2 separate regions of the Homo sapiens genome follow, and region 1 is linked to region 2. A link is a loop called in an ENCODE intact Hi-C map of the cell type or tissue named here. Cell type or tissue: MCF 10A. All regions are shown on one strand. Each heading gives the region's core, and the rest is flanking DNA. Links, peaks and the distances in the headings are about the cores only.

The links. Peaks named below come from ENCODE experiments on the same cell type or tissue, not always from the same donor. Only the 100,000 strongest peaks of a DNase experiment are listed, where the experiment ranks them.
Region 1: it touches region 2 in a loop (11-fold over the local background); 2 of 110 quality-filtered maps call a loop at or near these places.

What each region holds. Positions count from the first base shown.
Region 1 is chr15:83,432,614-83,447,603 of GRCh38, forward strand. It overlaps SH3GL3 (SH3 domain containing GRB2 like 3, endophilin A3), which reads left to right and starts at 14,728. Exons shown (of 9, transcript NM_003027.5): 1 at 14,728-14,965. The coding sequence starts at 14,921. RefSeq lists an enhancer at 14,424-14,583. In MCF 10A, for the core only: CTCF peaks have their summits at 4,146 (motif pointing left) and 6,235 (motif pointing right); DNase peaks (open chromatin) are centred at 4,108 and 6,258.
Region 2 is chr15:83,275,233-83,290,222 of GRCh38, forward strand. It overlaps BNC1 (basonuclin zinc finger protein 1), which reads right to left and starts at 9,432. Exons shown (of 5, transcript NM_001717.4): 1 at 9,298-9,432. The coding sequence starts at 9,396. It overlaps BNC1-AS1 (BNC1 antisense RNA 1), which reads left to right and starts at 8,780. Exons shown (of 3, transcript XR_932542.3): 1 at 8,780-8,862. RefSeq lists enhancers at 8,823-9,323, 10,093-10,593. In MCF 10A, for the core only: no CTCF peak of the experiment used is centred there; DNase peaks (open chromatin) are centred at 7,709, 9,649, 11,099, 12,579 and 1 weaker place.

The DNA of each region.
Region 1 (14,990 bases), core at 2,617-10,616, 160 kb after region 2:
AAAAACAAACAAGCAGCAAAGAAACAAAAACAGTATTAAAATCTTATGGGACCACTATTGCATATGTGGCCCGTTATTAACCAAAATGTTGTTTTGTCATGATTGTATTCGGAGTAAAAGGAGTGGTTAAGGAATAGTCTACTCAGCTCATCCCCATGTACCATTTCTGAGTAGTAGGCCTTATTCCAAGCTTGGGGGCACCCTTTATAGTCAATCATATTTCTCTGTCTTCTCAGTATCTCTTCCACATGTACTCGCAGTCCATAATGACTCTGTCAGTGCAGAAGCAGAAGGAGATGCCCTTGGATCTCTTCCGTCCCATCTCTTGCTGTCAGCCCTTTTACCCCTCATCTTTTTCCTGGGCCCTGGCCCTGGCTATGCATTGTCAGTCTGTGGATTAGCCCTTTGGAGTGGGTTTTCCTGTTTTGTCCAGACCCGTTGCTGGAGACAGGGTAAAGGGAGCCTCAGATCCGGCTGGTGGGATGGAAAAAGGCCATTATGGTCATCTGGTCTCCAGGTGGATTACCTAAAATATATCAGATATCTTGTGCTGTTGGCATATCTCCTGTGTTTTATTATCCTGAGGAGTGTCTGTCTTCTTCTAAGACTTGGGTAATATTATGAGCATCTTGTTCAATTATCTTAGCCTGGAGGGGGTGGGCTCTAGGAAGAAAATGGAGGAGGGAAAAAAATTACAAAAATATTTTTTAAATTTAAGCAAATAATGTTGGATGTATCAATTAGAATTTTATGATCCCTAATTCTTTGTTTTTAAAGGTACACAAATAAATAAATAAAAGTGCAAAGGAGCTGAATGAAGTTATGTTATAGCTCTTGCCTTTTTTCATTCTATCTGGGCGGCCTCATTAATTTGGTATAAACCCTCTGTATGCCACGATTTGCTTAATAGTTTCCTATGGTGCACCAAGTTCTATAAAATCAATTTTTAGGCAGCAAAGTGGAAATAAGACACTTCAAAGAGATACATCTGATATATTGGATATAAATTCTAGGAATTTGTTAAATATGTACTAGAGACATGAAAATAAAGTTGAAGTACCCTTAGAAGGATTGGCTAAAAAATAGTTACTAATATGATCAAAAGTAGAGGAATCAGAAAGACATCAAAACTTACCCCAAATCTCCAAAAGCGTGGGTTGTGCCCTGAACAAGATGCCTACTCAAGGAAGCACACTTAGACTTCACTCCCTAGGTTAAATGCCTGTGGGAATCTCATGTCACATGTGAACTAGAATAGATCATACAACTGTAAATTTTAGAAAAATGTGTCGTTAAGGGAATCGATGCTTTGGCTTTTATGCAAACAGCTTCTTCAGGGCCCTCCAGCAAGTCGGGACCGAGATTGGGTGGCACCTGGTACTTCTCTCCTACACACTTTATCTGGGTCTTGTGAAGAACAGAAAAACAAGAGCTGGACCTTGGACTCTGAGACTGCATAGCCAAAGTACCCAGTTTAGAGAGTTAAGAAATTTCAGGTATTCAGGGAAACTCGAGTGTTTCAGTCCATTCAACCAAATTATTTGCAAGAGCCTGAACATCCAAACTTCCAGAACCACTTAAAATTAGACCCCATATTGGGAAATCAAGAAAATGTAAGACAGAAATCAAAGGGTCAAGATTGTATAAAAGATAAACTCACAAATCCCAGGAGACAACCCTACCAATGTCCTTCAAAGGTAGAGAAGAGTCTCAAATTATTTTCCTGAAACTGAAGAACTTGGAAAATGAGTTGGGGCCAGGTCTGGAACATCCAGCATTTGCTACCTTAGGGCGGGCATGCTCCCCTCCTGGGGGGATGTGTGAGGGCCACACTTTCCTGGAAGTGAGCTGCAGAGAGAAGAGGAGATGGGGGTCCTTTTCCCCACAATCAGAAGGAAGTATGAGAGGAAAACGCAGGTTCCCAGGATCACATTCAAGTGGAGATGAGGGGGCTGGAGGGAACTAACACCAGCTGGACACAATTTTCTATATAGAAATCAGGTGAGGTCATCCCACAAGTGTCAGTCGGGGGAAGGGCAAAAGCAGAATGGAAAACAGGAGAGGACGGGTTGTTTTTGAAGTTTTGAGCCTTAAATGTATTGCACGGGGGTGGCCAGGATTAGGTGATTGGTGATTTGTTTTGTTTTTAAACAGAAGTGATGGACCTGCAAAGGAGAAAATTCAGGGCATTTGTGCATTGTCATTGATTTAAGCATTATTATTTAATTCCTCTTTTAAAACTTTCTGCTAGATGTAGTCAAAAGCTATGAACTTAATGTAGTTTCTTCATGCATATAGAAAAGTGCACATATTTTAAGACTAGGACTCAATGGACTCACAGAATTAACCCTCGTGTGCACACAGACTGAGAATTCAAATATTAGCGGCACCCATGGCTTCATCGTGACCCGTTCCTGTCAGGACTGCCTCTCCTAAGGGTAAACAGTATCCTGATTTCTAACAGCTTACATCAGTTTTGCCCAAAACGAAATGAACTTTGAAGTCAGTCCCTTCCTGCTCTGCAAACCCATGGGTAAGATTTTTAAGTCATTCAGTGGCTTCTCAAAAATTGTTTTGTGTGTGGGCAGTTTGTCAGGTTCTGTACTAGTTTCGTGGGCGGGGGGGGGGGGTGTGTGTGTACAGAAGCGGGCAAGGTAAACTTTGTCTTCCAGAAGCTTGACCAAAATGAGCTGGCAGAGCACGAGGAGGCTGGGTGCGGAGTGTGTGCGTCGGCACCCTGAAAGTCCTCCATCACTTCAGCTGCACTGGCTCTCCTTCCCCAGAGGGAGTGGGCAGGAAAGGGTCAGGAGTCAGGCAAAGCCACAAGGATGGAACAGTGCCAGTGAGTCTAACACAGGCTTACTAAGCCAAATTTTCCAGCTCAGGGTCTGGTAGTGAGGAGAATAAAGCCATCCGTCACTACAGTGAAATAAAGATCACATTAAGGCACAAAGTAATCCAGTCTCCAAATACACACCATGTAATACTAAATGAATAGTCTTGCATTTCTCTGGTCAGGGAAAAGCACTTGAAGGAGTCAGAGGCAGGGACTCACTAGACTCCAGCCACTTCTCTAGACTCCTGCTTTTCCTAAGACCACATGGGACACTTTATGGAAAGCTGCCCATGTGTTTCAAATGTGAGCTTCTATAGAATAAAAACCTTCATCTCTACTGACTTGGCTCCCAGCACAAGGCCAGACACTCTTAGGTGCTTAATAAATGTGTGTCAAATAAATGAAGCAATGAATGAAACCTAGTGTGCTTTAGAGCAAGGAATAGTCAAGTGCACCCAGGTCCTGGTTCTCTCCAGGCCAATGTGCGGGCTTCTGTAGCCACAGCCTGTGAGGCGAGTCAATCACATTTTGTTGCGTAACACTTCATCTTTCCGAGCTCTGTCTCCTCATCCCTGACTTGGTCACGCATATCTCAAAGAGTGGCCATGAGAGTGCACCGTGGGCCTGGCACGTTCTGTGCACACTGTGAATTCTTTCCCCTCGCATATCCAGGGGCCTCCTATGGCCTGGGCTGTGGAAGGTGGCTGCAGGCCACTAGTTCTGTGCTTCATGGGTTGGGGCATATTCTATTCCTTGGACAAAATCTGGCAAAATCAGGCTCAGAACTTTATACCCACCAGGGCCAAAGTGATGATGATATCAGCCTCTAAAGTTTACCAGCAGAGATGCTAACCCAGAAGAGAAAAAATGCCATCCCCATGGCCAAGGGAAAGACATAGCTGGTACTCAGCTATTTTCCATCCAGTCAATTTATCGAACTCAGGAGCTGTTGGCTGTGCATGTTCACTATTCATGTAACGAAGGTGTGTTAAGTAGAAAAACTGCATCCTGGGTCTCTGTGAGACTGATGGGGACTTGTCACCTACAGCCTTGCTACTAACTGTGGTCCCAGACCAGCAACACTGTCATCACCTTGGAGCTTGGTAGAAATGCAGAGGCTCAGGCCTTGGGCCCTCGTGCAGACCCAGGGAAACAGAACCTGCATTCTAACCGGTGCCCCAGGGGATCCACGTGCACATTAAAGATTGTAAAGCACTGCTTTAGAGAGCGATGGAATCACCCTGGACAGTGTGCATTTTAAAGCTCCGCTGTTTTACTTTCAGGTCCCTCACTGCCCCCTATAGACCGTAATCCTAACAGTAATAGACTAACTAAAATACAAATCAACTCAGGGATAGACACTGTCTAAACTTTTCTTGTATGATTAGAGGCACACATAACACAAGGGGGAGATTCCTGAAATACCAGATGCTAAGTACATTGCTGCTACATTTGCAAATGCAGCAGCATCTTACACTAAAAGGGAACCACAATTTCTTTTCACAAGGACAACTGAAAAGAGAAATATAAAGTCAATCTGGGGATTTATTTTTTTTCTATGACTCATAGAAAAATGGGTAGAAAAAGCACACTTTTTAGTGGCCCAGCAAGCATTTTGGCCTTAAAATTAAATGTGTCATTCTTTCTGGATTTTCTTAGAATAATTTAGTAAAATACAATTCTGTAACTATTGCCTCTGAGTCTTGATGACTGGTGTCTTCAATGCATTCATTTAGCATATTTTGTAAAAAGAATTTGACATTTTTTCTCAAAGGGGAATGGGGACAATGGGCACAGTTAAAGCATTAGTACCAGTTGGTGACTGGAGTAGACAGGTAGAGGAGTTTAAGCAAGCTTAGACCGGTGGGATCTAGGGCAACAATCTCCCATGGCCAATGAAGGCCAGAGATTTCTATGTAACCCTGACCAGTGACCAGGAAAGGATCAAGCCATAGGTAATAATGCTACTAATTAAACGTCTCGTGCATTTAACGGCGCTTCCTTAGGTCCTACAACACCTGTGAGGACATTGTTATCAATCTCATAGTGCTCTTAAGGGGCCAGGGCTCCCACAAGATCAGGGACAAGGCCACATTAGATGGGAACTTCCTATCTTTTGTGACAGCTGCTGTGGACACCTGGCCAGATGTCCCCACGAGAAGACCCTATTTCCTGTGCTCCCTCCGCTGCTGACCATCACGGCAGGATTCCCAGCTGTTAGTGCAACCTCTGGCTGCAGAGAAAACACACCGTTCCTTGGAGGTCAGTACTAGCAGGACCACTGCTCACTTCCCCCTGAATGCACAACATGACAATGACCTCTCACATTTTCTTGGCCCTTAACACCACCTACTTTTACCACCACTCCTCTTTAATCATCACCCCCAACTTCATGTTAAATCTGATACATTATTTTAGGTGCTTGTCTGCTCTATTCATGGTTATTTATTTATTCATTAACTGAATATTTATGTTTTTTGAGCCGCTCTAGGACTCCAGCTATTCTCTGGTATTGGGAGGTTGCAGTAAATAAAGCAGATTAATTCTCTTGCCCTTCTAAAGCTGCGTTGTCCAACACAGTAGCACTAGCCACGTGTGGCTATTTAATTTTAATTAATTAAAATTAAATTCAAAATGAAAGCATCCATTGTCAACTTTTCAGTGATTGATAGCCACAGTTGGGTAGTGGTTGCCAATATTGGACAGCACAGATAGAGAACATGTCCATCATCATAGAAAGTTCAACTGGGCAGTGCTGCTTAATAGTGCTTTCACTCACTCTGGTAGTGGGAGATAAATGACAATCTAAAACATATATATGTATGTGTATATATATACATATATACTAAAATATCAGGTAGATAAAGTGCCATGGAAGGGAATAAAGTGAGTAGAGGGAATAGATAGAAAATGATGGCATTGTGTGCTTTTTGTTGTTTTTGTTGATTTTTAGAGACAGAGTCTCTCTCCGTTGCCCAGGCTGGAGTGCAATCATAGCTCACTCCTGCCTTGAACTCCCGGGCTCAAGTGATCCTCCTGCCTTGGCCTCCCAAAGTGCTGGGATTACAGGTGTGAGCCACTTCGCCCAGCCGGGGACTGCTATTGTAACCATTGACTCTAGTGGTCACTTCCTTTTTCTCCGAATTCCTCCTCTGGTAGCATGATACCATTTTCTATGTGTTCTTCTACCTATATGGCTGATGCCATAGGGATGGGACAGCTCTTCTTGAGATTCTTCCAGTAAGAACTGAAAATTTCTGTGGCAACATTTTTGCATGCCACACCATTAAAATGAGCTGTTGTGTCAAGACTCAAGATGCTAGTGTGCTTTTTTAAAAGTTAGAAGTAAACGACATGAAACTAACCACTATAGACTCACAGTTCAGAAAGGCTTACCTCTGTCGCTTCTCAACACCACCACAAGGTGGCAGCAGGGGTTTATGAACGCCATCTGCGTCGCTCGGCTAATTCCTCATCCCCAACACAAACTTTTATGCATCTCTTTAGTAGAAGTGAAAAATAAATCCTCCAGGGTAAAATATGGAAATGTAAAATGGCACCTATGTAATTAACAAAGGCTAATTGGAATTACAGCATGGCCCAGAATTCTAACTGAATGTTTGTTGATAGGTTCCGGAAAAGCAGAGTCAAGCATTGTAGATAACTATGACATGCATTAATTCCCTTTTGCCTTTACTATTGAGATGCATAGCAGTTGTGCAGTGTGCTCTTTACCCCATCCTTTTTTTTTTTTTTTTTTTTTTGAGACAGAGTCTCGCTCTGTCACCCAGGCTGGAGTGCAGTGGTGCCATCTCGGCTCACTGCAACCTCTGCCCTGGGTTCAAGTGATTCTCGTGCCTCAGCCTCCCAAGAAGCTAGGTTTACAGGCAAGTGCCACCACACCCACACACCCAACTAATTGTGTGTGTGTGTGTTTTTTTTTGAGACGGAGTCTCGCTCTGTCGCCCAGGCTGGAGTGCAGTGGCGCGATCTCGGCTCACTGCAAGCTCCGCCTCCCAGGTTCACGCCATTCTCCTCAAGGCTGAGGGTTCACACCTCAGCCTCCCAAGTAGCTGGGACTACAGGCGTTCGCCAACACTCCTGGCTAATTTTTGTATTTTTAGTAGAGACGGGGTTTCACCTTGTTAGCCAGGATGGTCTCAATCTCCTGACCTCGTGAATCGCCTGCCTCGGCCTCCCAAAGTGCTGGGTTGCAGGCGTGAGCCACCGCGCCCGGCCTCATCCAAGTAATTATATTTTTTAGTAGAGACAGCGTTTCTCTATTTGGCCAGGGTGGTCTCGAACTCCTGGCCTCAAGTGGCCTGCCTCGGCCTCCCAAAGTGTTGGGACTACAGGCGGGAGCCGCTATGCCCGGCCCCATCCTCATTTTTAAACAAATAAAAATACTTCAGATTTTTCCTCTACATTTTAAAATGAAAAGTCTTTCTGGCCTTTTCTTAACTGTCAATTGATTTTCCCTCAGCTTCTTGTAAAACAATAAGCAAAGAAAATCTGTACGTTTGTTCCCAGTTGTGATCTTGTGAGTTCAAGGCAAATTGCCATGTTCAACATCTGGGATTCATCATGTCTGCTGTTACCTCATCGGTGGGCACACATCTTTCCCAGATGTGGAAAAAAAAAACAAAAAAACACCTATGAAGTTACAAGGAAAGCAAAAACAGTATCTGTGCTTTCAGCTTTCTGCTGCAGCCAGGTATGTGAGGGAATTCAACTGAGAGAAATAATGCTTCTAGATCTGGTTTATCTAAATACTTGGCACACTGCACAACTGCTATGCAGTTAGTGGGCCAAAGCCCCACCCTTTCATGCACAAGTAACCCAGGAGGCCTCCTAAGAAGAAAGTTTGGGTAAGAGATTTTTTTTTTTCAGGAAAAAAAGAGAGAGAGAAAGCTAGACGTAGAGAGGTCATGGTTAAGCTAACATTTTAAGGTTAATAGAAGGCATCAGTATTTGAACTTGGCTCTCCGAGGTCTGCCAGGCACTGCAATCTGGAGCGTGTATTAGGCTACAGGTTGATGAGTTGTTGTTGTTGTTTTTGTTTGTTTTTTGTGTTTTTTTTTTTTTGAGACAGGTCTCACTCTGTTGCCCAGGCTGGAGTGCAGTAGTGCAATCTCAGCTCACTGCAAACTCCACCTCCCAGGTTCAAGTGATTCTCCCACCTCAGCCTCTGAGTAGCTGGGACTACAGGTGTGCACCACCACGCCCGGCTAATTTTTTGTATTTTTGGTAGAGACGGGGTTTTGCCCTGTTGCCCAGGCTAGTCTCCAACTCGTGGCCTCAAGTGATCCACCCGCATTGGCTTCCCAAAGTGCACTGGGATTACAGGTGTGAGCCATTGCGCCTGGCCAGTGAATTTTTTAATGACATTAAATTCAATTCAAGGCAAGTGGAAGACACAAATCCCATATCCATGTTTCTTTGCCTCGTTTCTCCTCCTCCCGCCTTTTTTTTTTTTTTTTTTTTTTTTTTACAAGATGCTTCTCTAATGACTGTGTATCATGGGAGCAATGAAAACTGCATTTTACATACATATATATAGTATTTAGAATTGTTCAAATTCTTTGATGCACTAATTTTACATCTCAGAGTGGAGTCCATCCTAAGGAAAGTCCATTCCTAAATATAGAAAGAAAACTTTAATATGGAAAAAGATGTTTAATGTGGCATTATTTAAATCAGGAAAAATATGGGGGGTGGGAACCTTTACATGTGTATTAATGGAAAATAATCAAATATAATTTGATATATCTACAATGGTTTAAGTTGTCATTAAAATGTTGTGTGTGAAGACTAGACAATATAGGAAATGCTCAGTTAACTAAGAGAACAAAGAAAATACAGTATGCATAGTCATGTCACTGTTATGCTTAAATTTTACAGGAAAAATACTCTACAAGAAAAATATACCAAAATATTAAGAGTGATTGTTTCAAATATGATTCCAAAGGTAGTTTTTCCATCCTTTTATTTTTTGATGATTTCCAAATTTCCTCTAAATGTTATTGTATAATAGAAAATATATACTTATGAAAATATTTTGAATTTCAAACAGTTTCACAATTCTTTTATCTCAAAACTTGTTTTTAAATTCTCGTCACTCCATCTTTGCCCCCGTGTCTTAAAACCAACACTCTGCACCCTAGTCTCCCCCTGGTTCATTTGCTGTTTCAGAAAAAAGGTACTGGGCCCATTCTGGTCTCTGCCTGAGGGTTCTCATATGGAGCAGGAGGTGGTCTGAGTAGAAGGAGGTGATGAGGTGGCCCTAGTGGATGTGCTCTGACCATGGCTCATTCTAGTCATGCCGTGGCTTCCATAAAGTGTTTAATTATTGATGCTGATAGAGAATATAAATTCAAATATATTTTAGGTCAGTGGTAATCACTCATTGAGTAAAAATTAGATGAATAATTTCCAAAAGCAAAGAGGAAGAAAAAGCAAAGAAAATCTGAGTAATAGATAGATAATAATGATAGAAGAAAGAACTATGGCTGGGCATGATGGCTTATGCCTATAATCCCAACATTTTGGGAGGCCAAGGCAGGAGAATCACTCGGGCCCAGGAGTTTGAGACCAGCCTGGGCAACATAGTGAGACCCCATTGTACAAAAAAAAAAAAAAAAATCAGCTTGGTGTGGTGGCATGTGCCTGTGGTCCCAGCTACCTGGGAGGGAGAGGTGGGAGGATCACGTGAGCCCAGGTTGTGACTTCAGTGAGCCATGATTGTGCTATTGCACTCCAGAGCCTGGGTAACAGAGCAAGACCCTGTCTCAAAACAACAACACAACAACAACAACAACAACAACAAAAACCCAAAAAAAACCCAAAAAGGAACTATGTAGAAGAAAAATAATAACATACCACACAATGACAATTTTTCTTTTTGTAATAAATATAAATGCTTAAATCTCTCTAGGAAACGGCAAAGACATATTTTGGTCCAGAAACAAAATTAAATTTTACTCTGTTTATAGCAGCACGTGTCTACAACAAAATGAAAGGCCAAAAGACCAATTAAGACATAAGAAGCACATATACACAAAAAGTAAGGATACAAATATGGGTATGTGGCAAAGTAAAATAGAAGGCAAAAAGCTGTAAGTAGGACAAAATATGTTTTTTTCTACAGATAAAAGAAAAAATCGACAAGGAAGATATGACAATAATAAATACCTATAAACAGAATACCATAGCACTGAAATGTTTAGAACAAAAGTCCCAAATATAAGACGCAACAGACATAATCACAATTGTAGCAAGAGATTGTAGAGTAGAATATAGTACCTCTCTTTGACGAATAAAGTAGAAAAATATGTAATCCCAGCACTTTGGGAGGCCGAGGCGGGCGGATCACGAGGTCAGGAGATCGAGACCATCCTGGCTAACATGGTGAAACTCCGTCTCTACTAAAAATACAAAAAATTAGCTGGGCACGGTGGCGGGCGCCTGTAGTCCCAGCTACTCGGGAGGCTGAGGCAGGAGAATGGTGTGAACCCAGGAGGCAGAGCTTGCAGTGAACCGAGATAGCGCAACTGCACTCCAGCCTGGGCGAAAGAGCGAGACTCCATCTCAAAAAAAAAAAAAAAAAAAAAAAAAGAAAAATATTGGAACACAGAGCATTTGAACATGCTCATACCTGATTTATGAGATATATGATGGGATATTTTGAACATTAATAAGCATGCTTCCCTCCCCTTCTAACCCCTACCCAGAATTCTTCTGCCCCCCAACAATGCCCCCCAGATAGATATGAGTCACTTGCTACAGAACCAGACACAAGGAATGCAAATACTCATTAGACTCAAAAGCTGGCCTGGAGGTGAGTCAAAGGCCACAAGAAAAAGAGCATAGGCCAGGAGCAGTGGTTCACGCCTGTAATCCCAGCACTTTGGGAAGCTGAGGTGGGCTGATTGCCTCAGCTCCGGAAAACCCCGTCTCTACTAAAATACAAAAAAAAAATTAGCTGGGCATGGTGGTGCATGCCTGTAGTCTCAGCTACTTGGGAGGCTGAGGCAGGAGAATCACCTGAACCCAGGAGGTGGAGGTTGCAGTGAGCCAAGTTTGTGCCACCTCATTCCAGCCTGGGCGACAGAGCGAGACTCCATCTCCAAAAAAAAGAAAAGAAAAAAAGAAAAAGAGCTTAAGAGAACACTGAAACCTCTGCCAGAACATGGGCCATCTGGCAGAGTGCCAGAGACAACCACAGTGTCCCTCTTGTCATTGACTTGTGAAGACCACCAAATGCCCAAAAATCCTTCAGTTCAGAGGGATGTGTGTCAGTGCCTCAGGACACTTCCCAGTCCCCATCAATTTCATTCCATATGTAGACAAATCTGTCAAACAGTCCAGGACACTTGTATACACTTGTACCCCCCTTCCCTAAACAGAGGAGCTGTGGGCCCTTAGTGATTGAAGGGTGATGGTGACGTGAAGGGGAAAGCCTTGAGCTGGCCAAGGGGGCTCTAGCTAGCATGAGTTGGAAATCTTCCTCTGAGCTAGAAGCTGTGTAGAATACACACTCTTGTTACAGATGAACTAAAAAACTGTACATTAGAAACACAAAATGAACAGTATTTCAAACCTCTATGATATGTGTTTACAATGAAACATGACAGGCTATGTTTAAAAAAAACCTTTCAAGACATGTTATTTGACGATAGTATCACAAGTCTAGAATTTAACATAGAATAAATTTTAAAAAATCAAACCACCTAGAAAAGGTTTTTTTTTTTTTTTTTTTTTTTTTAAACAGAGTCTCACTCTGTCGCCCAGGCTAGAGGGCAGTGGCACCATCTTGGCTCACTGCAACCACCACCTCCTGAGTTCAAGTGATTCTCCTGCCTCTGCCTCCAGAGTAGCTGGGACTACAGGCATGCACCACCATGACCAGCTAATTTTTTTAATTTTTTTTATTTTTGAGACTGAGTCTCACTCTGTCGCCCAGGCTGGAGTGCAGTGGTGCGATCTTGGCGCACTGCAAGCTCCGCCTCCCAGGTTCATGCCATTCTCCTGCCTCAGCCTCCCGAGTAGCTGGGATTACAGGTGCCCGCCACCACGCCTGGCTAATTTTTTGTACTTTTTAGTAGAGATGGGGTTTCACCGTGTTAGCCAGGATGGTCTCGCTCTCCTGACCTCGTGATCTGCCTGCCTCGGCTTCCCAACGTGCTGGGATTATAGGCGTGAGCCACCATGCCCAGCCTAGAAAAGCTTTTTAAAAAATTATCCTGAATAACATTTGGATCAAAGAGGAACTCAAAACTGTAATGACAAGTTTTATTTAGAAAATAGGAGATCCATATCATTCATGAAAACAAGGTATGAAACCAAAGCCATACTCAGGAGGAAAATTTATAGTTTTATAAAAATAAATAAAAGACATGAGATTAAGGATACCCAAATACACTTTAATGGGCATTTGTTGTTGCTTATATATATTATTTTTATATATATTCTCTAATATATATTATATATTCTCTAACATGGTATATATTAAAGAATGTATATATTATATATATATAATATATGATATAATATATATATATATAAAATTTGGCTGCCTAACCTCTGAAGCTTCCTCCTATAGTAGGGAAATCTGCCATGGAGTGAATCCACCAATCAGATGCTGCCCTTGCTACTATGCAGCTGGAGTGACTGCCTGAAAGGGCAGCCTTCATTCTGGTAGCCATGGCCAGGGCTCAGTGGCAGAGCCAGCATATCCCAATCAAGCTGTTCCTGGACACCCTGTGGATCTCAGTGCTCAGATTCCTAATTCCTGCTCATCCCCTCCACCTTGTTCCCTACACCCCTCCTGTGAATCTCCAGGCTGCCTGACATCCTTCTCCAATACATATTTTCCAGCTTATGTTAGCTAGAGTCAGTTTCTATTGTTAAAACCCTCAAACTCTCACTAGTCTTCTGAACAAAAGTGAAGGAAGGAATGTGTAAGAATAATGAAAGAAAAATCAATGAGAGAGAAAAATCTGTAGCAATGATGAGTACCTTCAAAAATATTTTGAAAGACCAATAAAATCAGCAAACCTCCAATAAATCTATTCACTGAAAAAATTAAGACAAATCACAAAAACTTTTACAAAGGAGAAAATGTATATGAAAGATTCTGAAGTTTAAAAAGTATGATCTTCAACTCTATACTTGATTAATGAAGGAGATAAATTACCAAAATCAACTGAAGTGAGAAACTTGAATGTACTAACGACTGTGGAGGAAATGCCAATAAACTGTTTGAAAAAAAAGCACCCCCCTCCTCCCAAAGGGCACAGAGCCGGATTGGTCTAGGGGGAGGTACCATAGAACCGGTGCTATTTAAACCTCTCTGGAGCATGGAGAAAGAGGAAGCTGAGCAGCCCTGAATAGCCTAGGACAAGAGAGACCTGCCAATCCTGGACTCCAGCTGCAGCTGGCTCTCTGCCTTATGTAGTGGTTGGCCTGCGGTGAAGCCCACTGTTGAGAGGCATTTGAACTGTTGTATGGACAGGTCATCTTGCTACGCCATTCTGACCCAGCTGTCACCACCCTCACACTTTTTAGTTATCTATCAGTGGCTGGTGTCAGGCAGGTAAGCCCACAACACTCACCCAAGTCATGCTCATTAACCCTCTGACTGGCTGCCCTTATCCCACGATCTCCACTAAGTTCAAGCATTTTTTCCCCAGTATCAGAGGAGGAACACTGTTTATTCCAGTCTACATGCTTCAAGTAGAAGTGAGGAAACCAAGGCCCAGAGAGGTGTGTACTTACTTGCCCAGTCCTCACTAGGATGAAGTCAGGGTTAGGACTAGCCCCGACTGGGCGCTGGGAGCTAACAGCTAGGGGAGGAACTGCATGACTTTTGTCCTGGAGAAATGTTATGGCAGGTGGACACCAGGGCACAGGCATATACCCGAAGTGTCCAGGGCAGACAGGGACTGCTCGTCACCCCAGATGGGACCTGCTAAGGGCCCAAAAAGAGACTGAAGGTGGGAAATGTTTTTGTTTTTCAGTGTGAAGCGTTGCCAAACATATATTCTAGGTTTGGGAATCCTCGGGACCTTTGGAAGCCAGATTCAGCGAAGATGCTGTACCTTTTGGGGATAGCTCTAACACGAGGTTAACGCAATGCTCCATGTCCCTGGCTGGGCTTAGCTGTGAGTGCGTCGACCTCTGGACTCTGTGCAAATGGACACTCTGTAACTGACACAGCTGGTAGGGGTTACCGAGAGAGCTGGGTTCCTGGTCTGGTGGACTCCGCCGGATATGCAACGAGCTCTTTATGGCACCTTGGAGATGGTTGCTTTTAGTGCCGTTGACAGCGGGCTCAGAGCACCAAGTGAGCTAGCACCGTATTTATTAGTAAATTACTCCATAACTCTAGGGCTCCCAGAAGACCAAAATCATTTGAGCAGATTGCACCCAGAGCACCGCGTGGAGAGAGAAGAAAGCCCGCCACCCACAGACCGCTTCCTCCTACCACAGGTCCCCCATCGAGTTGCATTTGTTGTCCCTCCCTAGGCGCATTTCTGAGCCTTCCTTTCTTAAACATACACCGAGCGAAAATGCGCCGGAGGGAGGCGATGTTGCCTGTGAGCCAAAGCCGGTTCGGCACCAAGACAGAAGCAGAGAGAACTGATCTCTCTCCCGGTACCCATGACAATCTCAGAGCTAGATCTATATCGTCCCGCGCCCAGCAAGAAGCACTGTGTGACTGTACTCCCCCGACCCCCAGGACATCCCCACGCCCAGCTTCCCAGGCCGGTCTTCTGCGCGGCTCAAGTAGCCCAGGTCTCCACGCAACAATGAAGCGTGGGCGGCCCCAGCAGCTTCATTTGCATATCGCCGCGGCTTGGCCAATGGGCTGCGCAGGGGCTTTGGAACGCAGTGTTGCCATCGGCGTGCGCGCGTGTGTGCGAGTGTGACAGCGGCTGTGGCTGTGGCCGTGGCCGTGGGAGGCGGGCCCGGCGGAGCCCAGCCGCGGGGGGACCGGCCCGGGCTCCCGCTCCCCGAGCGCGTCGCGGCCGCGTGGCCCAGCCGAGCCTTGAGACCACCCCGCCCCTGCCGGTCGCAGTCGCGATGTCGGTGGCCGGGCTGAAGAAGCAGTTCCACAAAGCCAGCCAGGTAGGGAGGCGCAGAGGAGGGAAGG
Region 2 (14,990 bases), core at 4,760-12,759:
CTCACGCCTATAATCCCAGCACTTTGGAAGGCCGAGGCAGGGAACCTGAAGTCAGGGGTTCAGGACCAGACTGGCCAACATGGCGAAACCCCATCTCTACTAAAAATACAAAAATTAGCCAGGCGTGGTGGCGCATGCCTGTAATCCCAGCTACTTGGGAGGCTGAGGCAGGAGAACTGCTTGAACCCGGGAAGTGGAAGTTGCAGTGAGACGAGATTGTGCCACTGCACTCCAGCCTGGGCGACAGAGACTCCATCTCAAAAAAAAAAAAAAAAAACTAAGAAGAAAGCTATGCTAATGATTTAACTGGGTGGCATGGAGGGATAGGGACAGGAGTAAGAATGTTTTAGATTGAGTCATCATCAAGAGCCTTTGAGGAGGTAACATGTGAATTGAGTCCCAAGGCATGCCAAGGAGTTGGTCATGTGCAGACTGGAGAGAGAGGAAGTATTTAAGGGAGAAGGCATAGCAAGTGCAAAGGCTCTCAGGCACAATAGAGATGGGTGTTCAGGGAAGAGTTAAGGGGCCAATGTAGCTGGAGTGAAGTTGTTGAGGTTATTAGCAGAAAATGAGAATAAGACAGGTGTCAGAGACCACTGTGCATAGGACCTTGTGGGGCAGGTGAAGGAGTCTGGATTTTAACAGTAAGCCTTTTTTTTTTTATGTATGAAATGAATATAATCTCCCTGTTAAAAAGATACCTCTGGCTGCAGGGCTGGGGAGCCCGAGCCCCTTCCCGTTCACCTCACCGGGCACCTTTCACTGAGAGGTAGTAAAACCTAGGATTGGCCTCAACCTATGTCTTACTTCCAGTTAAGCCATGTAAAAACTTCAGCTCCATGCCTTGGTGCCTTTGGCCATCATGTGGGCTGGAAACCTACTCCTGCCTACCTCAGAGGCCTGTTAGCCATATTAATGTGGATACACAGATGGGGAGCTGAAGCAATCAATCAAAACAGTGAGACTGTTACTGCTGCCAGACCCACAACAAGTAAGTTCTTCGGTCTTCTGGGCTCTGGTTGTCCGACTCTGCACAGAGCTACCAAAAATATCTAAGGTAAAAGCCCCTAAAAAAGTTGCTTCACAATGAATCATTCCTGCAAGAGGCAATGAAACAACTAAAACTCCAAACCAACACTTAGCACTGGGCCTGATACTTGGTAAGCCCTCCACTGGTATTATCTGAGAAAGTAAACGAATGATTGAACAAATCAATGAGAGAACTGTACTATGCTTACTGATTATTAATCTTTTTCCCCCAGTTATCTTTTTCCCCAATATGCCTTAGTAAAAATAAATTTAATTTCCAAGTCTCAGTTGGTGGTCAGGTGACTTAAGTACTGACCAATGGTATACAATACAAATTGTTGGGTGAAGTATTGTAGAAAACTCCTCATAAATAGCAGATGACTCTACTGTAAGACCTGTCTGCCTTTCCCTCTTCCTCTTTCTTGGAACAAGAACCTGATGGCAGGAGCTCAGATACCATTTTGTGACTATGAGGCAATACCGAGGTCATGCCCTAAGGATGGCTGAGAAGAAAGAGTAGCAACTATTATTTAGGAATTCTTTTAATTTGCAGCCAAATGCAGTTTCTAGTTTACACACTGATCTTCCAGTTGACTATGGAGAGGGCCATGTAAAAACCACGTGGAAAATGACTCACTAGCAGAGATCACCGAAGTTAAGTTTTAGAGTCTGTGGTCCTCTCTTACGTGTGAGATTCTAAGGCTATGCCAGATTCTCAGTGGAAAAAAATCGTAACTCTTCAACTTTAAATTTAAAAACCCAGTCTGGCAAACCACAAATCACTTTTTAACAGCCACCAAGTTTACAATAAAAATGCTTCAGGATTTTCTTTTTTTGAGACAGGGTCTTGTTCTGTCACCCAGGCTGGAGGACAGTGATCACTGTTCACAGCAGTCTCTACCTCCCGGGATCAAGGGATCCTCCCACTTTATTCGCCCTCCCAAATCTCACATAGGCGCATGCCACCATAACCAGCTAATTTTTAAAAAAATGTTTTTATAGAGACGGGGGTCTCACTATGTTGCTTAGGCTGGTCTTGAACTCCTGATTCACTTTTTTTCTTTTTTGGAGACAGTGTGGCTCTGTCGCCCAGGCTGGAGTGCTGTGGTGGGATCTTGGCTCACTACAACTTCTGCCTCCCGGGTTCAAGTGATTCTCCTGCCTCAGCTTCCTGAGTAGCTGGGACTACAGATGTATGCCACCACACCCGGCTAACTTTTTGTATTTTTAGTAGAGATGGGGTTTCACCATGTTAGTCAGGATGGTCTCTATCTCCTGACCTCATGATCTGCCCACTTCGGCCTCCCAATGTGCTGGGATTACAGGCATGAGCCACCGCGCCTGGCCAGTTTTTTCTAAGTAGTACTTTTTAAATGTTGAATATAGATAATTGTTGCTAACGTGCATATCAAAAACTGCCAATCAGGACACATAAAACAAGACATCTTTTAAAGCAGCTGGGCTACCTTTGGTGTCTAGGTGGAGAGCCTGGCTTCACTTAACCTGTTGTGAAATTGTCATTCTTACTCTTTCTGTGGCTGCAGAGCTAGCCTTCCTGGTTTAGGAAACTGCATCATTCAAGGGTGGGAGTTAATTCTCTACCCCACTGCTCTTTGGAGCTACTTTGCCTCTGCACTTCTTACTTTCCTTATTAGAACTGGATTTTTTTTTTCTCCTTACCTTCCCACCTCTCACTTTTCACTCCTTTCACTTTTTCTTTTTAAGTTTCCCATTGTTTTTCTTACATATGAAAACCCACAGAGGTACAACTAGGATTCTGAAAAATAGTATCACCCTTTGCCAAATAGGTAATAAGGACAACCGGGAAGAAGAGAGGTGAAGCCCACTAAGTCCTTTAATGTGAGGCAGCTTATCTGCAGGTGAGAGTGTCGGACTTTAGCTGACCTTGAGAAACACACATGGGGCAGACACTCAACACATCATGCCATCATCTTCCACTAATAGTTTAAGAAAATGATAATCATTTATTTAACAAGGTTTTTATTTGTTTGTTTCTAAAGCATCTACTATGTACTTGGTAACCATGGGGAGCTTCATGGAGATACAAAGATGAGTAATTGCCAGTGTCTGACACTAGGGAAGACTTGAATGACTGCAAGAAAAAATCACACAACTGGGTTGGTCAAAAACAGCAGAGTAGAGAATATGATTTGTCAAAAATTAGCATGAGTCATTCACTGTGTTAAAATCTAGGAATTCAAAATATACTCAAAACAAACAAAACTCATTGGCCACTTTTAGAAAATGCTAGGAAACCAACTAACTATTCTGAAAATTGGTAAACAAAGGAAAAAAATCAAATGTGTATCCTTTGCTATATAACCTGTATTTCAGGGTAAAAAAATCATTGATGAGACAAAGATTATCTCTGAATGTGGATCAAATAAATGAAGAACTGGAGTATCACCATTCCGCAACTCCTAATGAAAAATAGGAGGCCATTTGTCTCTGGACTGAAGGATACATACCACCACACATATGGTGTTCTTGATAAAAAAGTTCAAACCTGAATTGGATCAAGCCTCTTACTCAACTCCAATTTAAGAATATACAGGAGATACAGGAATGTTTAAATGATACTACAAGGAAATAATCATTGAAATTCAGACCAGGGAGCACTCTACAGGACAAATGATCCAGCTTTTTCAACAAATAAATTGCAAGGAAAAAAGTAAAGTATGAACCTATATATTAAAAAAGACAATGTACGGACCTTACTTGAATCCTGATTTGAAGAAACCAACTGTAATATAAAGTTTGTCAGGTAATCAAGGAAATTTGAACACCAATTAGAAATTTAATGACATTACAGTTATTGTTAATTTTTTAGGTGCTCTATGGTATATTGCCCTGGTTTTTTAAAAAAGAGCCTTTGTATTTTAGAGCTTCATATTATAATATATATGAATGAAATTATATAATGCCTAGGATTTGCTTTAAAGTAATCTAGTGTTGGTTATGATGGGTAGGAAATACAGATGAAATGAGACTGGCCCAAAGTTGGTAACTGTTGAATCCCCAAGCACATATTACATCAAGTTTCATTCTAATTTTGATTGTTTGAAATCTTCTATAATAAAAAGTGAAAAAAATAAGTCAAACTCCTACTCTCCCCCAAATTAAATAGTTTGAGTGGGATAGGAGAAATGGAGAAGTCAAGGTTGTACAGAGAGGCCAGAGAGGGCTTCCTCCAGGAAGAAGGCATGCTCTCATCAGTGCATGCAAGAAATACCACAAGCCTAGGTACAATGTAAAGCTTAACATGTACATATGTGTCAGGCCAAGGAGCCTGGGCCACAGAGCACAGGTCTCTGTTACGGGCAGTGAGACCTACCTTGAAAGACAAAATAAGGTGGGCCTGGGCTGTCCAGATGAGCAGCCAGGAGTCTCTTTATTGGGTTCATAGGATCATTGGCTTTCTACAATGGGGAGGCACTGTTTACCACAAGCATGGTTAAAAGGAGATGTGGGGAGCCTCAGAAACCAGGTAGTCAGCATTTGCAATATAAACACAACACTAAAGGAGAATGGACAAAATCTGGTTTCTCACTCCAAGTATGAGGATGAAATGAGAGACCAAAGACTGAGGGCATGGAGAAGGGTCTGGCAGAGAAAGGGCAGGTGGGAGGTAGAGCTCCTTCAAGTGACAGATATTGATTGGGCTGAGTCTACCTGTGAGTTTAAAGTATGCATGACACATTTGTAGTGTTCTCTAGCTGCTTAGTTCAAAGACTGTGATGGGGAAAATACTTGTTCTTTTGATGTCTATGAATCAAAGTATAAACTGTGTGCCAAAATAATTTAATGTCTGTGCTTTTTTTCTTAAAATTATTAGTTTCAAAAACTGAAAATCTATGAAATAGCTGAAAAACATGCAAACACTACCTTAAAAGCCAAGCCAAATATTTCTTCTTTAAAAAAATTTAAGAACTGTACAGAAATGTAAATTATATGGATATATTTTTTCCTTTATAACCTAATTTGGGAAACCTCAGAGGTAATCTTTAGAAACCTTTGATAACAAAAAACCAAAAGATATTAATTGCATGTAAAGGGAACTTTCCGAACATAGTTGAATCAGCCTGAGGAAAAAAATACAGAGCAAAACACTTACACTTTAGCATAATTTTACCTAAGTTACATAAGCAATGCAACTTCACTACTGCTGCTGATACAAAATAAAGACGAAATTGTGAACATTTCTAAGTAAGATTTTGTAAAACATTCTTTTGGGGACTCATTGAGAACTAGGTTTTTGAAACTAAGTTTTTAAAAAGAAAAGATCAAACTTAGTTAATTATGCCATCCTGATCCCTTGCTTCAAATTCAGTGTGAAGTATCATGAAATGCTAAGAGTTGACAGTATAAAAATTTTACCTTCATAATGAATAATGCAAGAAACAATTAGAGGACTACAGAAAAAGGACAACACTTCCGGAAGCTGATGTACAACTAGAAAAGAAATTTGAGGTTTGAGTATTTGGTAGGATCACACAAATAATCTGTAGGAGACCATCAAACTAATCTAACTATATGAAAAAATGTTAGAACCCTGAATTAAGAGTTTACCTGAGGCAACTATTTCCCTATGGACAGGGCTGTTTGGACCTGACCCTCACATTTTATTTCTCCATCTCTCTTTTGTTTCACATTAGTTGAATGAAATTATCATTTCCCCAAGGCAGAGTCCTCCTGTGATTTGTTAGGCTGGTTTATAATAATGAGTCCATGTGTAGACGGCAAGAGTGACAGTCTGTTTGCCGATAACTAACTATGTGAGGTTTGAGAAGGCCCAAAATTGGACCCTGGAGAAACAAGTCTGTTCTCTGTTTATACCCACCCTCTTCGGCTGAAATAGGCATGTGTCCGTGCAGAGAAATGGTGCCACAGTGGAAGCTTGGAATTTCCAGAATTAGGAAAAGGACTTCAAAGAATGACAAGATATGCAGAAATAAGGTTTTCAGGTGGAAACCAGTTTAAAAGGAAAAAGAAATGCTTTCCAGATGCTTCTTTTGAGCAGAATCCAGTTATCTTTAACATCTCTCAGAGAAGTCATCAAAAATAAAGAAACAAAAACTCTGCAGTAGAACACTTGGAATTACGTAATTAAAAGAAAAGTACCAACTCCCTAAAATCTTGATTTTAGATACTAAAAAGATGGGTGGCTCATCATTGAGATTTTACCTTAGCTAAGGTATTTTCAGTTCCTTCTAAAAAGGACAGTTTCTGACAAAAGTAACCCACTCTAAATGACATCTGTAGAGGAGAAAATTCACCCTGGGGTGAAGCACACTCCTGTAAGTAATTTACCCTGTGGAACCTTCAGGGCATCCCTTTTAATGGCCACATCAAAATTACTTCTAAAGCCACATACAGAAGCTAAAAGACACTTCTGCCCCCCACTCCATAAGCTGCAGTTTAATTTTACTGACAAATTGAACTTTTAAAATGTTTCCCTGTTTATACTTATCCCTAGGCATTCATAAATGACAAATGTGTGCTTAGGGACAACTACTTTGTTCCACAGGGAAACCTGTATGGCTTTTCTCTCTCATCTATCGGGTTGGATCGTCTTTCCAATCTGATGATCTTGAGGTACAGAAAGTGGGCATGGGCCTGGGATGCAGGCCTAACTGCTACATGGGGGAGATGCAATAAAACATAAAATAGCCCTCCAGTAAATCTCATGCTTCCAAGGCAATTACTTCATGTTAGTCAATATTTCTAATGAGAATTATAACCACAGCAAACAGATCACTGTAGGTATCAATGGCCAAAGAACTTTAACCACTTTCTGAAGGAGGAGAATGTCCCTAAATCCTTACTAGTCTGAAGGGACACTATAGGTACAGATGATATTCAAATTAAATTATGCAGATGCCTGAACATAATTACGAGTTCCCAAAGTGTGAGCATCATGTGTGCTAGGTGAAGATTTCACCACCTCTTCTCAGCATTTAACTACAACAGGAACACGTTCAACCAACAGTTGACTTGAAATAGTAATAGTTTCTTGGTGAAATTAGTTAGCAAACTTATTAGATGAGAAATCAAACGATGACTCGTATCTTATTCGTTTTAACCATCTGAAAGTATGCCAAAAAGAATAAAGTTATTTCTTAAAATTCATCATCACAAAAGGAGAAGCCATCTTTTCACACCTCTTTAAAGAGCAAATCAAATCCAGTACAATTTGTAACATCTGAAGTAATGTTCTTTTATATGATGTACAAAATTTTATTTTGACAAACTATTTTAACAAGGTTTTAATATGTATCAACGAATCTGGGAAGGGATCAATGAAAAGAGAGTCAGTGTATCCATCACTGAACAAAAGTTTCAATACATTAACACGTATTTGCAAACTCAGGGTCGAAGACTTAGAATCTTATCAAGAGATCCCATAAAATCGAATAGCAAATTAAATAAACAGCGAATGAAAAAAAATCTGCCAAATGCTGTTTTTCAATTCACTTACTGTCAAGCCAAAATCTTGTCGCTTTGATGAAAAGAATATATTTTTAAAAAAATTGTTGCTACATCTGCTCTGTGGTCCTATGCAGTAACACATGTTCTCTCTCCCTCACACACACACTCTCTCTCTCCCTGACAGGGATTCCCAGGACACCGGTGGGGCCTCTTTTAGGCCCCTTAAGTGTTAACAGCAAGAGGCCTGGCTGAGACCAGGCGTCTGGGCCGCTTTAAATGCCCTGGCCTTCAGAGGACTGAGGCGAGCACAGCCATAAAACCAGGGGACGTTACCGAACCCCCGAGCGTCTGATGCCCCCCGCCCCCCAACCACACACAACTTCACTCACACAATTAAGGCTGGGAGATGGCATTCCACTTAACTGTCAGACTCGGAGCGGTGGCAGCCCCGCAGCCACAAAGAGATGCCTTAAATGAGAAGAACATGTTTCTACACCGCATTTGTGAAAGTTTGGCTCGGAGCTACGCGCTGATTAATATCAGATCTCCTTCACTCGCCTCGCCACAATCTTGTCACATCTGGCTGACAAATCCCGAGGAACTCCGGCAAAGCCAGGCGGCGGCGGGGCTCCGGGTCTGGGCGGCGGCTCCGGAGGAGCAGCGGGAGACCCCGCAGCGGCCTCCTCCTTCTCCGCCCGCGGCCCCCAGCCTCGCCGCCGCCGCCCGGCTCCCAGCACGGAACCGACGGGGCGCTCCCGAGACGGGCGAGCCACGCGCTCGCAGGTCCCAAGGCCAGGCTGGGCGGGACTGTTAAGGGAGCTCGAAGTCGGGGGCCGGGGGCTTCCCGTCCCGGCGCTTCCCATGCAAACCCCTGAAGGAAGCGGCAGGCGCAGCCGCGGGCTCCGCAGCCCAGGCCCACTTCCTGTCACTCCAGGAAAACCTCGGAGCGGCGGACGCGGCTCGGCCCGGCTTCCAGCCCAGAGCCCAAGCGCCTTAGCCCCGTCCCAGCGCTTTCTGAAAGACGGGCCACCTCGCGCGGAGCCGCGACAAGGACTCCAGGGTCCGCAGTGAAGCTGGTCAAATCTGCCCCGCACACGGTCAACGCTCGGTCTGTGTCCCGGAAGCTTTCGGACCGGACCTGTCTAAATAGCGACTTTCAGTCGTGGGTTTTTTGTTCTTGTGGGTTTGTTTTGTTTTTTGTTGTTGTTGTTGCTCTACAAAAGATTTGTCCCGCAGTGGACGGGAGCCTCCTCACGGCCGCCCGCCCGTCTCCGCAGTTCTCCTCAGTGACCGGAGGCTGCCGCGCGCCCCGTTCTCCAGAGAAACAATCCCCGGAGAGAAAGACGGCCAGTGTGAAATATCAGCTGTTTCACAAATTCTGAGGTAAAAGAAAAAAAAAAAAAGAAGGGGTCGACCCCCACAGGTGGAAACAGCAAGTCCTAACGTCCTGGGCTGAAGCCTGGGGTGCGGGCGGCAGAGAGTGGCGTGTAGGGTACCCGCCGAGTGCCGCCGCCGATTTCCACAGGCTGGCCCGCCGGCACCTCCGACGCGCCCGCAGATCCGGCGCGGAGACCGTTTGCCAGCTCCGGGACGTCGGGCAGGGACGGGTCCCAGAGCCCCAACCCCCCCGCCGCCGCCTCCCGGCCGGAGACCACGGTCCCTCCCGCCGCGCCTCGGGGCCGCGCTGCCGCGCAGGTAGCCAGCTGGCCCTCGGGAGGTGGCCCTCGGGTACCCACGGGAGCCGGAGCCCAGCGGCGTCCCGGGCCGCCTGCTCCGCGCACAGAGAATCCCCGCGCCCGCGGAGGGCGCCGCGCTTACCTCGGCCATCCTGCGACCGCTGCGGTGCCGGGGCTGCCGGCGCGTCTCCCGGGCCCGGGCCGCCCCGCGTCCGCCCCGGCTCGGCGGGCGCCGCCGCATCCACGCTCCGGCCGTCGGGGCGCGACCCGGCGAAGTGGGCGGCTCCCCAAGCGCCCAGGCTGCGCAGCACGATGGCCGCCCCCGCCGCGCACCGCGTGTGCCCGCACGCCCGCCCCCTGCGCCCCGGGGACGCCTCTCCGCCCCTCCCCCTGCCCCTCCGCCCACCGCGCGGTCGCCCCACGCCGCGGGCGCTGCTTCGCCGCCCGGGAGGCCGCCTCCCGCCCCGGGACCGGATAACGCCCTAAATCAGCGCAGCTGAGGCGAGGCCGTGGCCCCCGCAGACCGCGGAGACCTCGCCGGCGGCCGGCGCGGAGGTGTCTGCCCCCGCCGGGCTTGAAGGCACTTGTTGGTAAAAGACACAGACGTGTCGGTGTTTGCCTCTCCCGGGGAAGGGCGAAACGCTCTGAAGTTCTCTGGCGCTCTTCTCAGGAGATGATTCGGCCTCCCCTCCTACCCTGGGGCGCCCTCGGGGTCTCACTGCCGCGGAGGAAGAAGGCAGCGCCGCCCTCGCCTGCAGAAACCTCATTCCCGAGAAAGTGCGGGACGAGCGTCTTGGGATGTGGAAGAAGGGGGTCGCCAGGAGGTTTTCTTAAGAACTCAAAACAAGCGCCCCCCACCGCACACGCACACACACACACACACACACACACACCCCTTCCCTTGGGTGGTCTGAAGAGTCAAAGTCCCAGCTTGACCACTTTCCCAGGACAAATGGCTTTGCTCTCTGGGCCTCAGTGGCTTCAGTTGTAAAATGGGATTAAGTTTTTCGCGTCTTATTGGATGCTAGGGACGGAATGAAATGAAGTGCCCTGGAGAAGCCAACTGGAGGTGGTGGCCCCGAGAGTAGACGCGGAGGGGCTGAGGCCGCAGGATCCTGGAGCCCAGGAGCTGACGGAGATCGCCCACAGCTGCTGCAGCAGCGCCCGGGTTTCTGCTGCCCCGGGGCAGGGCAAGCCTCTCCCAACCTCTTCAGCTCCTTAAAAGGAGTCTGTAAAGGCTAGACTGGGGGGGCGGCGGGGGTCCTGCTTCCTCTTCCCTCAGTTTCTTCCACCTGCCTTGCTGCTGGTGGGGATCCTTGAAAAGGAAACAAAGCTCTTCCTTCCCTCTCTGAGAGGAAAAGGAAGATGAAGTGAGTTGCCCTCAGCCACCCAGAGTGTGCCTGGTTGTGGCTATGGAAGGCACAGGCAGGTGGAAGGCTTCTGAAGGGAAGAGAAGGGAAAGGAGGGAACAAGGTGTACGAGGAAGAATGTGTGGGTGTCTGGGCGTCCTGGCGTCCTGGGGTCCAGCGGGTCCTTCTGCCTCTCCTGGGGTGGACACACAGGTGAGTGTCCTGGGCCTGATGTGTGGCGCCTTTCCTTGTAGGCTTGAAGTCTCCTGGCCTCACGTGATGGACCTTGCCGTGGGAGGAGATTCTTTTTTTTTTTTTTCACGTGGCTAACTTCTTGATGTAGCTTTGCTAGATTCATTCCGCATCTAAACTGCTTACCTCTCATTCCTCCGTGCCCCCGTATTGAGGCCTTTCTTCTAACACCTCCTTCTCTGTTTGTTGTAACACAGTGCATCTTTGAAGGACTTTCTGGAATGTCACCACATCTCAGAAACCTTCCCTGATCCACCAAGCCTCCACTCGATGTGCTTTTGCCCTGTTGTGACCCCCAGGCACTTTTTTCTGCCTCTTTCATCGTGCCAGTAGCATTGTGTAGCCTAGTTGTGATGTGTGCTTGTCTTAATTCCTTTGGTGGTTACTCATCTTAGTGGCTTCTGTGCTATGAGATACGGTAGCAGATAAACCTCTGGTTTTGCAGTCATAGTGACCCAGGGATAGCTCATTCCTAGCAACTGGAAACTGGCTGAGGAAGTCAGCCTTCTTGGCCCCTCTTTTCTTCTCTATAAAAGCAGATATGAAAGCCTGTCTCAGGCCAGATTGGTAGGACTAAATAAAATAGTCTCTGTTCTGCAAACCCTCTCCCCCTTTCCTTTCTGCTGCATCTAAAACCAATTTCTGGATTAACTTAAATTTGTTACCTACAATAATATTGTAACCAAGAGAGATCCTTGATGACAATATTACTGAATGCCACCTATGCCTATTATAAATACACCACAATGTCTATGTCCCAGGCGGTGGCCCACTTCAATAACTTTAATCTGTCCAATTGAAAGTTTTGGTCATTATCTTTATATTAATTGCAACTAAATTATATGTGTTTTAGTAAAACTTTCTGCTAGCAACAAATATCAGAATCAACTGTGTAACTCTATTCCTGGCTACAAACACAAGAAGGATTCTGGCAGTACATAATTTGAAAACATGAAAACAAGCTGCCTCTTCCAACATGTACTGTTGGGATCGACAGATACATTTTTTTCAAATGTGACAATTTGGACCGACATATAGGGAATCAGTAGGTCGAGATAAAAATTACTAATTAATCTTTTGCAGTTTCATTTTAAATCATGTACCTGATAGTACCATGTGACCTCTGACATCAGTCCTCAAATTTATTTCTCAGGTCTGATGGGCTTCTCTGCCATTCCCTGGAAATGTTAAGTAGAAACAGGAACAGAGAAACCACCTGTGCCTGTAGACAGGAGTGTGGTACTGGCTGGGTAAAGACTACCCAGACCATCTTCCTGTTTTCCTGCTGGTTACCAGTGGGGTCTGGTATGGCCTTTCCCTCCTCTAGACCTCACCTTTTTCATCTGGCAAATGAGAGCATCTCTGAGAGCCCATCCTGCTCTTGCAAAGTCCTCACGTTTTGCTTCTATGTTTCAACCTTGCCATTTTCTTTTGTGGCAAGTTCTTTGTCTTGGCAAGTGATAAAAACAGATTGTCTTCCCTAACTTTACATTATCAAGTACTAAAAGAAACTTTATTAAAATTGGAAAGATTGAGAAGATACAAAATAATGAAATCTTTGTGACCTGATGATAAGGAGGTAAGAATCAGCTCTTCTGAGATGCAGGGCTTGATTAGGTTGCTGTGTCTCTGACTGAGGCATTTCCCAGAGTGAATGTGTTGTCACTCTCCATCCTGAGAATCAATGACAAATGCTGAGGGGCTGGGCAGGCTGAGTCAGGGGGAAGTGGGGAGGTGGGGGGCCATGTGAACCCAGAGCCAGTGCCTGTCTGAAGTGGGCAGTAGTTAACTCTACTTGTCATCAGCCAGGAATGTGGGCTCAGTTTTGCCAGATTTCTTGCGTTTTCAAGAGAAACTGTAAATGTTCTGATGTTTAAAAGTTGGCAACCAATTCAAATTTTTGATAAATACAGTATGAGTCAAAGAAAATGTTTGCGAGCTGAATCTGGCCAATGTGCTATTCATTTCCACACTCTGCTATATAGTGATGTCTTCTTGAGGCCTGGGATTGTAGCACATAATAGACGTGCAATAAATATTTGTAGTGTGAACATCACTCCTGATGGAGAACAGCTTATAACTTCCCTAAGTTTTAAATGGAATTCTCGAAAAACACACTGAGATTAGACACAACCTTTTGTGTTGGATCTGAAGTCCGCAAATGGGCAGGTAAACCTTTCTAATATTTACACCCTAGAAGACCCCCTCTGGTTGTCAATAAATAATTCTGTTAAATACAGAATAGCCTCTTCTTAGGAAACTAAATCTCACAAGCAGTTTTTCCCCAGTGGGGACAGATGAGCTTGAAAAAAATTTTAAAGAATATTTTTAATCATGGAAATCGTATTAGAAAAAAAAGCACCTTTTAGCTGTAGAGGTTTGGGCACTAACAGTGGGAACATCATGATACTACAGCAGGTCAGGCAAGCAGGTAATCTGCCTAAGGAGGTAGCCGCCTCTCACTTGAGCCCACCAGTGGCCTGGAGGAGGAGCCAGCCCTGGGGCTGTTGGCAGAAAGACAGGGTGAGGGCCAAAGGGTCAGGGCAGGCCTTTTGAAATAGCAGGGTGGGCAGAGAGCAGTGGCCCTGTCGGCCTTCTGTGGTGTCCTCTCCTGAGTCCTCCACATTCCTCTGAGGTGTCAGGAAACAGCAGGAGGCAAGAGTCACATTTGTGCCGTCACCTCCCGGCCCAGAGACATACACCTGGTGGCGGCAGGTCTGGGCACATCTGCAGCTTGGCTCGGTGTTAGAGCCTGACTAAGCAGCACTTGGGCCAAACTGGCCCCCCCACGCAGCTGTCTGCTGGGGGACAGGCTGGCCTACCACAAACCTGGCACAGGTGTCACAATTTCCCCTCTTCAGCTCCAGGGCTGCTCCCTTTTGAGGGAGAGGACATGAGGCCATCCCAAATGTGGCCCAGGGTTTTGGTGGCAAAAGATTGTTCCTGTTCCTCAATTTCTCACACAAGGCCTGGGGTTGAAGGGAGCAAAATACCCTGCAGGTCGTGCTACACAGAGGCGAATGCACTGTGCCTGGCATTTTGGGTTTTGCCAAAGATTGCCAGATCTCAAGGGGGTGGTGGGAGTTGGTGTCAGCGAGGAAGTGATAAATACAATAGTAAATTCCAAAGTGAAAACAAACCCAGGCCTGATTCGTAATTACTGCTTGCCTGAATGTGGCTGCCAGTGATGCAACTTGTGAGCCTCAGTGGCATCTTCTGCAACCAGAAAATTCTCATTTCTGAAACAGACGAAGGCTTATAATGATTTTTTCAAGTGGAATGCTTGGAGCAAATATTGAAAGTTTGGCTACCATTGTTTTGGTATGTCTGGGGTGTGTGAAGTTAGCTTCTCATTTAGGCTGTTGTCCATGGCCTTTAAACAGTCAGCAACAGTCACAAGAAGGCAATGGCTTGCCTTCCAGACAACTCATTCTTTCATCACCAAGGCAGTGGGAAGAAAATACCACAGGTTAACTTATCCCTGGACACTTTGTTTAGTAATAAGCTTGTCCAATCTAAGTTCTGTGGGCCACATGTGGTCCAGGAGAGCTTTGAATGCAGCCCAACATTCAAAGTTTAAATTCTTAAACTTTCTTAAAACATTACGAGTTTTTTTGTTTTTTGTTTTGTTTTGGTTTTTGCTCATCAGCTATCATTAGTGTTAGTGTATTTGATGTGTGGCCCAAGACAATTCTTCTTCCAATGTGGTCCAGGGAAGCCAAAAGATTGGACATCCCTGATTTAGTACTACACATGTGGAAGAAATACTTAGTTGGTGAAAATCCCTTAAACTAGGCACTTTACAGATTGAGTTGGTGAATTTGGGGCGAGTTTCATGAGGACAGGACAGGTCCTGCTTGGATGGGTTTTGGGAGGCTGGTGAACATATATCAGAAAACTTTTAAAGTTCATTATGCCTTGGAACATGGTGTCTTCTGCAGATTTAATGATCCATTATCCAAGGTGAAGGAGGATATATTTGGTTAGGTCATATTGCTTTCGGAAACTGAGGATAAAAGGGTTAGGGAAGATGGGCTATAGGACAAATTTTGAATCATTCTCACTCACTGATATCAAATGGTAAAAACATTTTTAGGGGGATAATTTTTGTATATTCTTAAGGGAAGAGAGAACTCTGCAAAAAAAATTTGAGTTACCCATTTTGTTGTTTTTGAAAAAGTAAAACCACTTTAAATGTCTGACTTAGAAATTTTATAGAAAACAGATTCCCCTT